2 separate regions of the Mus musculus genome follow, and region 2 is linked to region 1. Evidence: chromatin loops called from intact Hi-C (ENCODE). Cell type or tissue: left cerebral cortex. All regions are shown on one strand.

Region 1 (5,000 bases):
GGAACTCAGAGATCCACCAGCCTTTGTTCTCTGGGTGCTGGGATGTGAGGTGTGTGCATCTATGCCAACCCCTAAGCTTTTTTTAAATTCCTTTTCACAAGTTGGAAGCTTGCTTGGGTGGAGGTCTTGCTCTGAGGGCACTACTCCCTTTAGTCCATTTGGCAGCAGGCTTTTCTTTAAACCTTTTGTTTTCTTGAGCCCTGGACTTTAGCTCCATTGCACTTCCTGGTGCTCTTTTTTCCCTCAAACTGCATAGCTCATTTTCTTTTCATTATAGATCTGCCTAAGACTGGCCACTAATAACTAATATGATAATTGACATAATCAATACTTGGCTGTTTTGAAATCTCCTCTGCCAATACCATTAATCTAAAACTCTTCAATTTAGCCTCAGATTTATGTATGTATGTATGTATGTATGTATGTATGTATGTATTTATTTATTTGTATATTGGACAAAGGCAGAAAACAGCCACACTCTTCACCAAAATATCACAAGTATGATCTCTGGGCCACTTACTAATATTCTTCTCCTCTGAAACCTTTTGATCTGGGTCATAATCTACATTGTTCTGTCTTCCGTGTACCTAATAGGATGGCCCATTAAGTCCTGCTTAAAATGTTCAATTGCTTTCCCCAATCCAAGTTCCAAAGTCCATATTGCACCAAGAAACCCGGCTTGTCATAACAATACCCCACTCCTGGTACCAACTTCTGCCTTAGTCAATGTTCTATTGCTGTGAAGAGACACTGTGTCCACGGCAACTCTTACGAAGGAAAGCATTTAACTGGGGCCGGTCTACAGGTTCAGTAATGTAGTCCATCATTGCCATGGAGGGGAGTCTGGTGGCATGCAGGCAGACATGATGCTAGAGAATGGGCTGGGAGATCTACATCCAGATCCACAGGCAGCAGGAAGAGAGAGACACAGGGTCTGGCTTAGGCTCTTTGTAGACCAGGCTGGTCTGGAACTCACTGTGTAGACCAGGCTGGCCTGGAACTCAGAGATCCACCAGCCTTTGCTCTCTGGGTGTTGGGATGTGAGGTGTGTGCATCTATGCCAACCCCTAAGCTTTTTATAAATTCCTTTTCACAAGTTGGAAGCTTGCTTGGGTGGAGGTCACCCAAGCAAATCTCAAAGTCCACCCCTAGTGACACACTTCCTCCAACAAGGCCACACTTCCTAATCCCTGTCAAGGACCCAATTATAATAATTATAATATAAATAATTCCCAATGACCAAGCTCCAAATATATGAGCCTCTGGGAGCCATTTCTAGTCATGGCTCTACAGTAACTCTCCCCATTCTCAAACAGTGCTAGAGCCCACTCTCTAAGACTACAGATGATCTTGTAGTTAACATACATGTGGGTCACTGTGGGATTCACACACATTAGCATTACTGTCTTCTGTAGACCCGTGATGTTTTGGGTCTTACATTGAATAAACTGAAGAGCCAATCCTCCAAATGTTCATATACCAAATAGAGCATTCTCCCTGTGTGTCAACCATCTCCTCTTCCTACCTTTACAGAGTTCTCTGTCAAGCAGAGTGCCTGTTCTCAAGACACAGACTAAAGAGAAAAGAGAGGAAAGTCTACTTATGATTCATGGGGAATATGCACTGCAAGAGTTAAAGCAGCAGTTCTCAACCTGTGGGTCGCAACCCCTCTGGGATCAAATGACCCTTTCACAGGGGGTCACCTAAGACATCAGAAAACACAGATATTTATGTTAAGGTTCATAACAGTAGCCAAATTACAGTTATGAAGTAGCAACGGAAATAATTTTATGGTTGGGGGTTAGTATACACTATGAGGAACTGTATTAGAGGGTCACAGTGTTAGGAAGGTTGAGAACCACTGAAATACAGTGTTCTGGGATCACAGGTAAGGAGTTAGGGTTGGGAGGCAGGCGAGCATCAGGGAATGGTTTACAAAGAAACTGGAGCATGGGTTAAGTAATTACCAATTCCATATGATAAAAGATGTGTGTGTGAGCCGGACAGTGGTGGTGCATGCCTTTAATCTCAGCACTTGGGAGGCAGAGGCAGCAGATTTCTGAGTTCGAGGCCAACCCTGTCTCGAAAACCAAGACAAAACAAAAAGTGTGTGTGTGTGAACATCTCTTTAGAAAAAAAATGTGTAAAACAGGGAGCCCATAAAGTTTTCTCTTAATAGTAAACTTGTCTCCTTTTGTTTGAGTCTTTGGATGGTAGGAATTTTTTGTAGAGGTGTGTGTGTGTGTACACATGTGTGTTTCTGTATGACTCACTGTGTCACAGAATGTGGTGAGGTACACTAATTACATATATTAAACCACTTAACTCTCAAAACCTTGATGAGGTAGACATTCTTATTTCCAATTATCAGTGAGAAGATTGGCGATATTGCAGATGAACTCGCCTAAGGTCACAGAGGTCAGTAGGTGGCTGATCACAGGGACCACACACATAGCTTCCTTTTTATTACCACCTCCTTGATGTACTCAACAGAATGGCAGCCCCTGCCTCTGAGTATCACAAACATTGGCGGAAATACCGAGGATGACTGCTCCCTCCCACCCCCCATCCCTGAGTTTGATTTTCAGGGCTTGATTCTGTCTGTACTTTGTTTTTTGTTTTCCAACTTGGAAGCCCGAATGTGGGATGGAAGTTTGATAAGCAAAACAAAACAAAACAAAACAATAGATATAGTTCCTGTAAAAGATGAGAGACGGTCTTTGGAAACTGAAAGTGGAAGGATCTGGGTTTACCAGCTCCCCGCCCATCCCATCCCCCCCCCCCCCCCCTCCCCGGGCCCCTAACCTCCTACTCCAGCTTCAGGTATCCACAGACGCGGAATTTCAGGTCGGTTCTGCTTGTCCTCAATACACAGTCCAAAGCCTCTTACCATCCCAGGAGAGTTCACATCCTCCAAAGGCAGCCACAGGATTTCCAGCCAGAGTGGTTCCCAGGGAAACCGCTGTAGAGGGACCCTGGACTCCGCGCGTGGATTAGCCTGCACCGAGCCCCTCCTGTCGCCAGGGGGCGCCGCAGCGCGCGAGTCCCCCTCGCCACTCCCTCCCGGTCCCGCCTCTAGTCCCGCCCTCTCTCCCGGGGCGGGGGCGGGGGAGGGGGAGGGGCGGCCGCTTCTCCGCCCGGCGCTCGGCGCAGGCGCAGTCGGCTCTCCCTCCCTCGGCTCCCATCGCAGAGAGCGCCAGCCGCGGCGGAGTGGAGCGGCGTCTGTCCGCCGCCGTCCTCCGCGTCTCCCGAGCTGGGCACGCGCACCCTGCGGCTCTGCGAGCGCTGCCGAGCGCGGGCGGCGGCCGCGGCGGATCCGGCAGGTGAGTGCGGCGGCGGGAGGGAGAGGCGGGCGGTGTGAGCACCGCCCCCTCGGCGCCTCGCCTCGCGCCCTTGTCCCGCCGGCCCGGAGCGCGGCCGGGCAGGTGCAGGAGGCGGCGGGGAGGGCGCGGATCGCGCCCGCCCGTCCGCCCGTCCGCCCGCCCGCTGCGGAGCCCCGGGGACCCGAAGGGCGGCGGCTCCGGCGCTCACCTGGCGGCCCGCGCGGCCTCGGTCGCGGAGTTGCTTAAGTCGCGGGCGGCGCGGTTGGCCGGGGATGTGCGGGGGTCGCCGGTTCCCGGGGTCTCCCCCGCCGCGCTCGGCCCAGCCTGACTTCGGGAATCGGGACCCCGGGAGTGGGAGAACAGCGGTTCCCCCTGCGTGGGCCGCTCGCCCCCCGCCGCCCGCGGAATAGCGAGGCTGGGGAGAGGATGGTGCCGGGTGGACGCTGCAGCACGCGAAGAGTTGCCAGTTGTTGGGGATTAAAACATCGATCCGTAATGGCTGGCTGGCGCACTCTCCTCCGAGTTAGAGCTGGTGCCCCAGAGGCACTTTAGTTTCAAGGAAATGTTGCCTGTTCCCAGCCTACCTGTTTAGACACTTCTCAGTGTCCCCCGTGTCAAGGGAAAGAGCCCTGTGATCTTTTGGCTCTGGAATGATTGCATAATTGGAGGAGAGGCCGATAAGAGGATTAAAACAAACCGTTCTATTGTAAATCTCTTGAAAGACCCGGTTTCTGTTCATTACACTGTTCTTAAGTTTTTGTTTCTAAACAATGAATCGAGAGGAAAAGGAGGCAGAGTAGGTATGCAGCCCATCGTTGTAAATATTTGATACTGTTAAATATTTCACCAGTTTTATGGGGCCTTGTTCAGTTAGCATGTGTTATTTATTTACCAGGACTGTGCGTTTTCAGAGGACTTTTCATGTTTGAATAGACACTGCATTCCGAATCTACTCCTCAAGGCCCTAGGGGAATATATTAACTGAACTTAACAGTTACACAGATTTACTCAGCAATGCATTCTTAACTATAAGAACAGACGTCTTTCAACTTTTTTCTCTTTCCGGCCCAAGGATGTTTTGAATTAATGCCTTCTTTTGTGAATGAGCGTGCTTGATGAGACGCCTCATTGCTTACATAGCAAGTCATTTGTGCTAGCGAATGATTCTCACCTTCCACTGCCTGGTTGATGTTCAGTTTCTTTGTGGAGCTTTGATGTCTCTGTTTAAATGCAGCTGTACTTTTGAATCAGTGTAATTCTATACTCTGAGACATATTCTTTGCCTCAGAGTTTCTTTATGCCTCTACTCTGCAGTATACGTGGATGCCCTACAGATATATATATATATTTTTTTAATGGAAAAATTACTGGGACTTGCCCACCCCTCATATTTACGCCGTGGCAGAATGGAAGCTAGGATATAACGTTAGTTTTGTATGTATTGTATGGGTTAGATAACCCATGCTTTTCTGCTGAGCGGGTCTCACAAAGGCTTAGCTCTAACGAAAACGGATAACTTTCAGAACCATCTCTCACCAAGCATGCGACCTCGAGTAAATCATTTATTGAGCATACTCAGTAGAAACACATTCAAATGTCAGCAGTTGCTCCTTTAGTAGTTGGTTGTTTCAACCCAACATGAACTTTATAAAGGTGGGATATGAGTTTAACTGGACA
Region 2 (5,000 bases), 190 kb before region 1:
TGACCCTGTTCACAACAAAAGACTCTGAAAGCAAAAAGTGTGTGTAAATCCTTAACCACATAGATGGGCTTATCTGAAGTTTGCACTTGTACAAAAGTGAAGTGTTTGTTATAACTTAGGTCACGTGTCACAGTTGAGACGGGAACACTTACGGGTGTGGGCCAATACTGTTAGTTACTGGGTGCTGAGTTCTGTTATGGTTGTGTTTTCTCAACAACATAGAAGCTTCTTTCTTTTAGACAGGGGTCTCCCTGTGTAGGCATCTCTCAGAATAGTCAGGATACCGCCGTGTCACACGTGTCCAGTCATTCCCCTTAAGACTTATGTGGCTAGCAGAACTGTCTATTTGAAGCCAGATCTATCTGCCTTGTCAGAAGCTGGTAGTTCTACTTCATGGTGTTGCTTCCCAATGAGCTTCTTTTTATTTAATGTAGTTTCTGAGACAGGGCCTCCTATCTCTCAAGACTTTGGATCTGCAGTCTCGACCTCCTTCCTCTGCTTGGGATTACAGACATGTCCCACCATACCCTGCTCTTAAACTGGCAATCTTAAGTTGACTGAGAGTTAAAGTCTTCTGAAACAAAGATTCGGGAGGTAGGATTCCTGGATAAAGAAGGCCTTTCAGATTAAGAGAACGACAGTTTTGGAGATGAGAAGGGTTCATGATGTGGAAAAATGTTAGTGTCCCAGATGACCTGGATGGTTTATTTTGGAATTAGAGATGAAGTTTGCAATTTAAGTCAAGGCTGGATTGTGGAGCTTGCTTAGAGGCTATATTTAGAAGCTCAACATTTTGAAGAAAACAAGAAGTGTGTACCTTGCAATAGTTTAGTGTGCAGAATGATTTATTATGGCAAGCTATTAATATACGACTGTGCATACTGTGAGTGGTGCTGGTGGAGCGAGAACGAGGGCCCAGCAGGCCAGGAGGAGAGCTGTAGAGGAGGCAGGGTGGAAAGCTACATTTTCTAACTGTGGCTGTTGACAGTTGGACCGTTAACTAGGAATGTGAGCAAGGAGTTGCATAATTAGGTTTCATTTTTTCAAAGATACGGTAGCCTTAAATCCACAGCTCTGCCCTGACCTGCAGAGAAACTGTGGTTACCAATGTATGCTGTCAGGCCAGGCGTGCTGAGGGTTTTTTAAGTTATTATTATTAAATATACTTACACACAGGAACTATTTAGAAGCTTTGCCAATGTAGGTTTTCAGTTCGAGAGAGAGGTCAGCGCTATTTTATATATATAGAAAATACAAATAGATTATTCAGATAGATATGCTAGTTGAATCTGTGTGAGGAGATGAAAGTGCCAAGGGAGTGTGTAGAGGGAAAAGAAAATCACAACAGCAGCTGCAGAGCCAAGCCTGCATTTAAAAGCATGTGCTTATAACGAAAGAGACAGTAAGTAGACTGTAGTGTACAGTGGGTAAGGAGTTTGGTAATCTGGGTTGTTTCCTTAAACTATAAATTCAGATGGTGGAGAAAGAAATCTGTTCATTAAAATTCCTGTCAAGGAGCTGTTGAGATGACTCAGCACTAAAGGTGCTGTCGCCATGTCTCATGACCCAAAGTTCTATCCCTGCCACCCCCATGGTAGAACACCAGCTTTGCAAGGTGTTCTCTGACCTCCACATGCAGGCCACTGTGACTCACCCTCTTATCGAAGACACACACACACACACACACACACACACACACACACACACACTGTCTCTCGCTGTGTGTAAACAAACAAACAAACAAACAAACAAACATCTGTCTAGTTAAAAAGAATCCAATGGGGTTTGGAGAGATGGCGCAGAGGTAAAGAGCACTGACTGCTCTTCCAAAGGTCCTGAGGTCAATTCTCGGCAACCACATGGTGGCTCACAACCATCTATAATGGGATCTGGTGCCCTCTTCTGGTGTGTCTGAAGACAGCTACAGTGCACTCATATAAATTAAATAAATAAATCTTAAAACAACAACAACAAAAACAAAAAATCACCAATGTGCTGTGGTCATGCATACCTTTAATTTTAGCACTCAGGAAGCAGAGGCAGGCAGATCTTTGTGAATCCCTGTCTCAAAAACAACAATAACAGAAACCCTAAAAACACAAATTAAATTCATTGGAGGCAGGCTGGGAATGTAGTTTAACTGGTAGAGTTTTTACCTAGCGTGCTTGAGACCCTGGGCTGTGGGTTACACCCCCAGCATTTCATACTAGCTGTACCTATAACTTCAGCACTTAAGAAGTGGAGGCAGAAGGGTCCCAGGTCATCCTCAGCCACACTGAAGTTGAAGCATTGAAGGCTATGTGAAACTGGTTTCCAACACACACACACACACACACCCCGTCCTTGCAGGCCCCCCAACAACTAACAACAGAATCAAGAAATAGAAGCTGGCAAGCCTGTTGTGCCATCATTCAGTTTGCAGGGAGCTCAGGCTCATTTGGAGTCCTTTGGGCATTTGTCTAGTGAGTGCTGTGTGGGGATTTAGAGGTGAGTGTGGTATTTCATTTATTTTTGTGTGTATGAGTTTCATTTTTATTTCAATATTTCAACCTCTGATATTCAAAGACATTATGTGTGCCTCTCATTACAATGACTGTTAATAAAGTTAATATTGCCTTTCGTAAAATGGTACATATGTGTGTGTGTGTGTGTGTGTGTATATACACATTTCCCCTCTGGTTCTTTTATAATACCCTTCTTATGATGTGGGAGTCAAGCCCAAGATTTCAGGCATCTCAGTTAGGTGATGCACCACCAAACTTTGTTTCCAGCCCAATAGAAGTACTTTTCATTAACGTGAATAATTTTATTCAAATGTTCTGATTACCATAGAGGAATGAAAGAATAAGATACTCATATCTATCATATATGTGAAGATTATGCTTTATTTCACATTTTTAAAAGAGTTATTTATTTATTACATATGAGTACACTATAGCTGTCTTAAGACGCCCCAGAAGAGGATGTCAGATCTCATTATGGATGGTTGTGAGCCACCATATGGTTGCTGGGATTTGAACTCAGGACCCTTGGAATAACAGTCAGTGAGTGCTCTTAACCGCTGAGCCATCTCTCCAGTCCCCCAAAATTTTTAATATGTGGGATTTTATGTCTTTTGCTTTTTGGATAGTTAAATAGGAAGAAATTGTATTTTCACATATAAAAGATTATAGTAGTTTGAGAATGAGGCTCAGGGTTGTAACTGTTTAAAGACAAGTTTGGTTTTAGTCAGAGTTGCTGCTGAAGCATTTTGCTTTCTTCTTAAGAATTAGCATCTTTAGCTTTTCAAGAATATGCTTTTCACTGCATCACAGGCACCAGGAGATGTCCAGAGAGTCCTACAGCAGTGTGTCTGGGGGAAGTGGCGCAGTGTGCTTTGTCTGGGATGATTGCTTTAGTTTCTCTGAGCTCGGTATTAATAGGGCAAAGGTCAGGAGTTCCAGTTAGCTTTAGTCTGAGTGATGGCCAAGGATCTACCTCTCACTCCCACCAGCTGTCTGGGAAAGGCCTTGCTCGTCATTGGTCTCAGACATGGCTAGATGAAAGTGGGATGTTAGGCCCTGGAAAAGTGCAGCTTGATGGTTGCGAGCTGACTCTGGGCTGTACAAATCAGAATTAAAATTCCTGATCTATGACTTGGGGAGTCCCCAGACTTCCTCTAGGCTTCCACTCCTTGCTATTGGAGAGTTAATAACTGTTAACATTGCATGCACTTCTGCTGCTTTCCTCTTGGGGCCCTCGCCAATAGATCTGTGGTTCTCATAAGCTGACGTGCGTAATAGTGTCATGAAGGTCTGTCACACTGTTGCCACTTGTTGTGTGAGAGGAGAAATGTAGTCTGCTTTTTAAGAATAAGTTTATTGAATTTAAAAGATAATTCTTTTTTTTTTAAAGATTTATTTATTTATTTACTTATTTATTTATTTATTATTATTTATTATTATTATTATTATTATTTATTATTATTATATGTAAGTACACTGTAGCTGTCTTCAGACACTCCAGAAGAGGGAGTCAGATCTCGTTACGGATGGTTGTGAGCCAACATGTGGTTGCTGGGATTTGAACTCCGGACCTTCAGAAGAGCAGTCGGGTGCTCTTACCCACTGAGCCATCTCACCAGCCCTGAAAGATAACTCTTTATTTTCGAAAATTATCGTTAATTTTAGGATTATTTTGAAGGAATAATTTTGAAAGAAACATGTGTTAGTTCTTTGATGAAATACATTGATTGTATAGTTGGCTTTTTTGTTTTTCAGGTAGCTCCTTATGTAGTGCAGGCTGGTCTTGAACCCTCTATTAGCCAAGATTGTCCTGAAACATGTGACTCCTTGCCTCGTCTCTCAGTTGCTTATTTTACAGAAGTCAGCCACCATTCCTGTCGAGAGGGACAGACAGATGGATGGACGGATTGGGGAGGGGGAAGGGTGAGTGAGTTCTTGACAGAGTAAGAGTTGGCAGTGCTCTGTTGGTCTCTCTACCCCTTTGAAAAGATGATGGTTCAGTGAAAACTGAGAGTCGTGGCTTAGATAGCATTTGAGAAGTTGGAGAAGACTGCTCATCTTATATATTTATGCACATTCAAGTTAGATTCAGGGTCCCCTAGAGGAGCGCACGATGACTCTTGAATACTGTGGCGCATAATCCTGCCCCTCTCCCAGTTAGTACTTGCGGTGCTTGCGTAGTGCTTGCACAAGGAGCAGTGTAGAGCATCTGCAGGGTTTTAAGGCGAGACGTGGTGGACTGATGGGATGGGGATGCTGTTGGGTGCTGCTATAAGTCCTCACTGTGTATCAGCCAGCAAGATAAGCAGCTGGCCTTTGACATAGTGGGGTAGCAGAGACTGGCTTTCCTTCCTTCTCAGGAAACCCTGTGCTAATAAAATACTAGTAATCAGAGTGGTCCCTAGGAAAGGGCTGGGTGTGAAGCACTTTGCATAGTGGGCCATGAAGTCCTCTTATCCTTAGGATACACAGCAGGTATTAATAGATGGTTATGGA

What was found. Hi-C counts contacts between places; a loop is a spot of excess contacts. Peaks named below come from ENCODE experiments on the same cell type or tissue, not always from the same donor. Only the 100,000 strongest peaks of a DNase experiment are listed, where the experiment ranks them.
Region 2: it touches region 1 in a loop (1.8-fold over the local background); 4 of 42 quality-filtered maps call a loop at or near these places.

What each region holds. Positions count from the first base shown.
Region 1 is chr10:116,948,583-116,953,582 of GRCm38, reverse strand. Rab3ip (RAB3A interacting protein) reads left to right here and starts at 3,130. Exons shown (of 11, transcript NM_001359645.1): 1 at 3,130-3,323. 4933412E12Rik (RIKEN cDNA 4933412E12 gene) reads right to left here and starts at 3,021. Exons shown (of 3, transcript NR_038026.1): 1 at 2,891-3,021. In left cerebral cortex, a CTCF peak has its summit at 3,017 (motif pointing right); DNase peaks (open chromatin) are centred at 3,084, 3,723 and 4,373; H3K4me3 peaks cover 2,104 bases; H3K27ac peaks cover 430 bases.
Region 2 is chr10:117,140,832-117,145,831 of GRCm38, reverse strand. All of the region lies in intron 1 of Frs2 (fibroblast growth factor receptor substrate 2), which reads left to right. Among named protein-coding and RNA genes, the nearest start is that of Frs2, 5.1 kb to the left of the region's middle. In left cerebral cortex, CTCF peaks have their summits at 1,909 (motif pointing left) and 3,717; DNase peaks (open chromatin) are centred at 949 and 1,331; H3K27ac peaks cover 1,290 bases.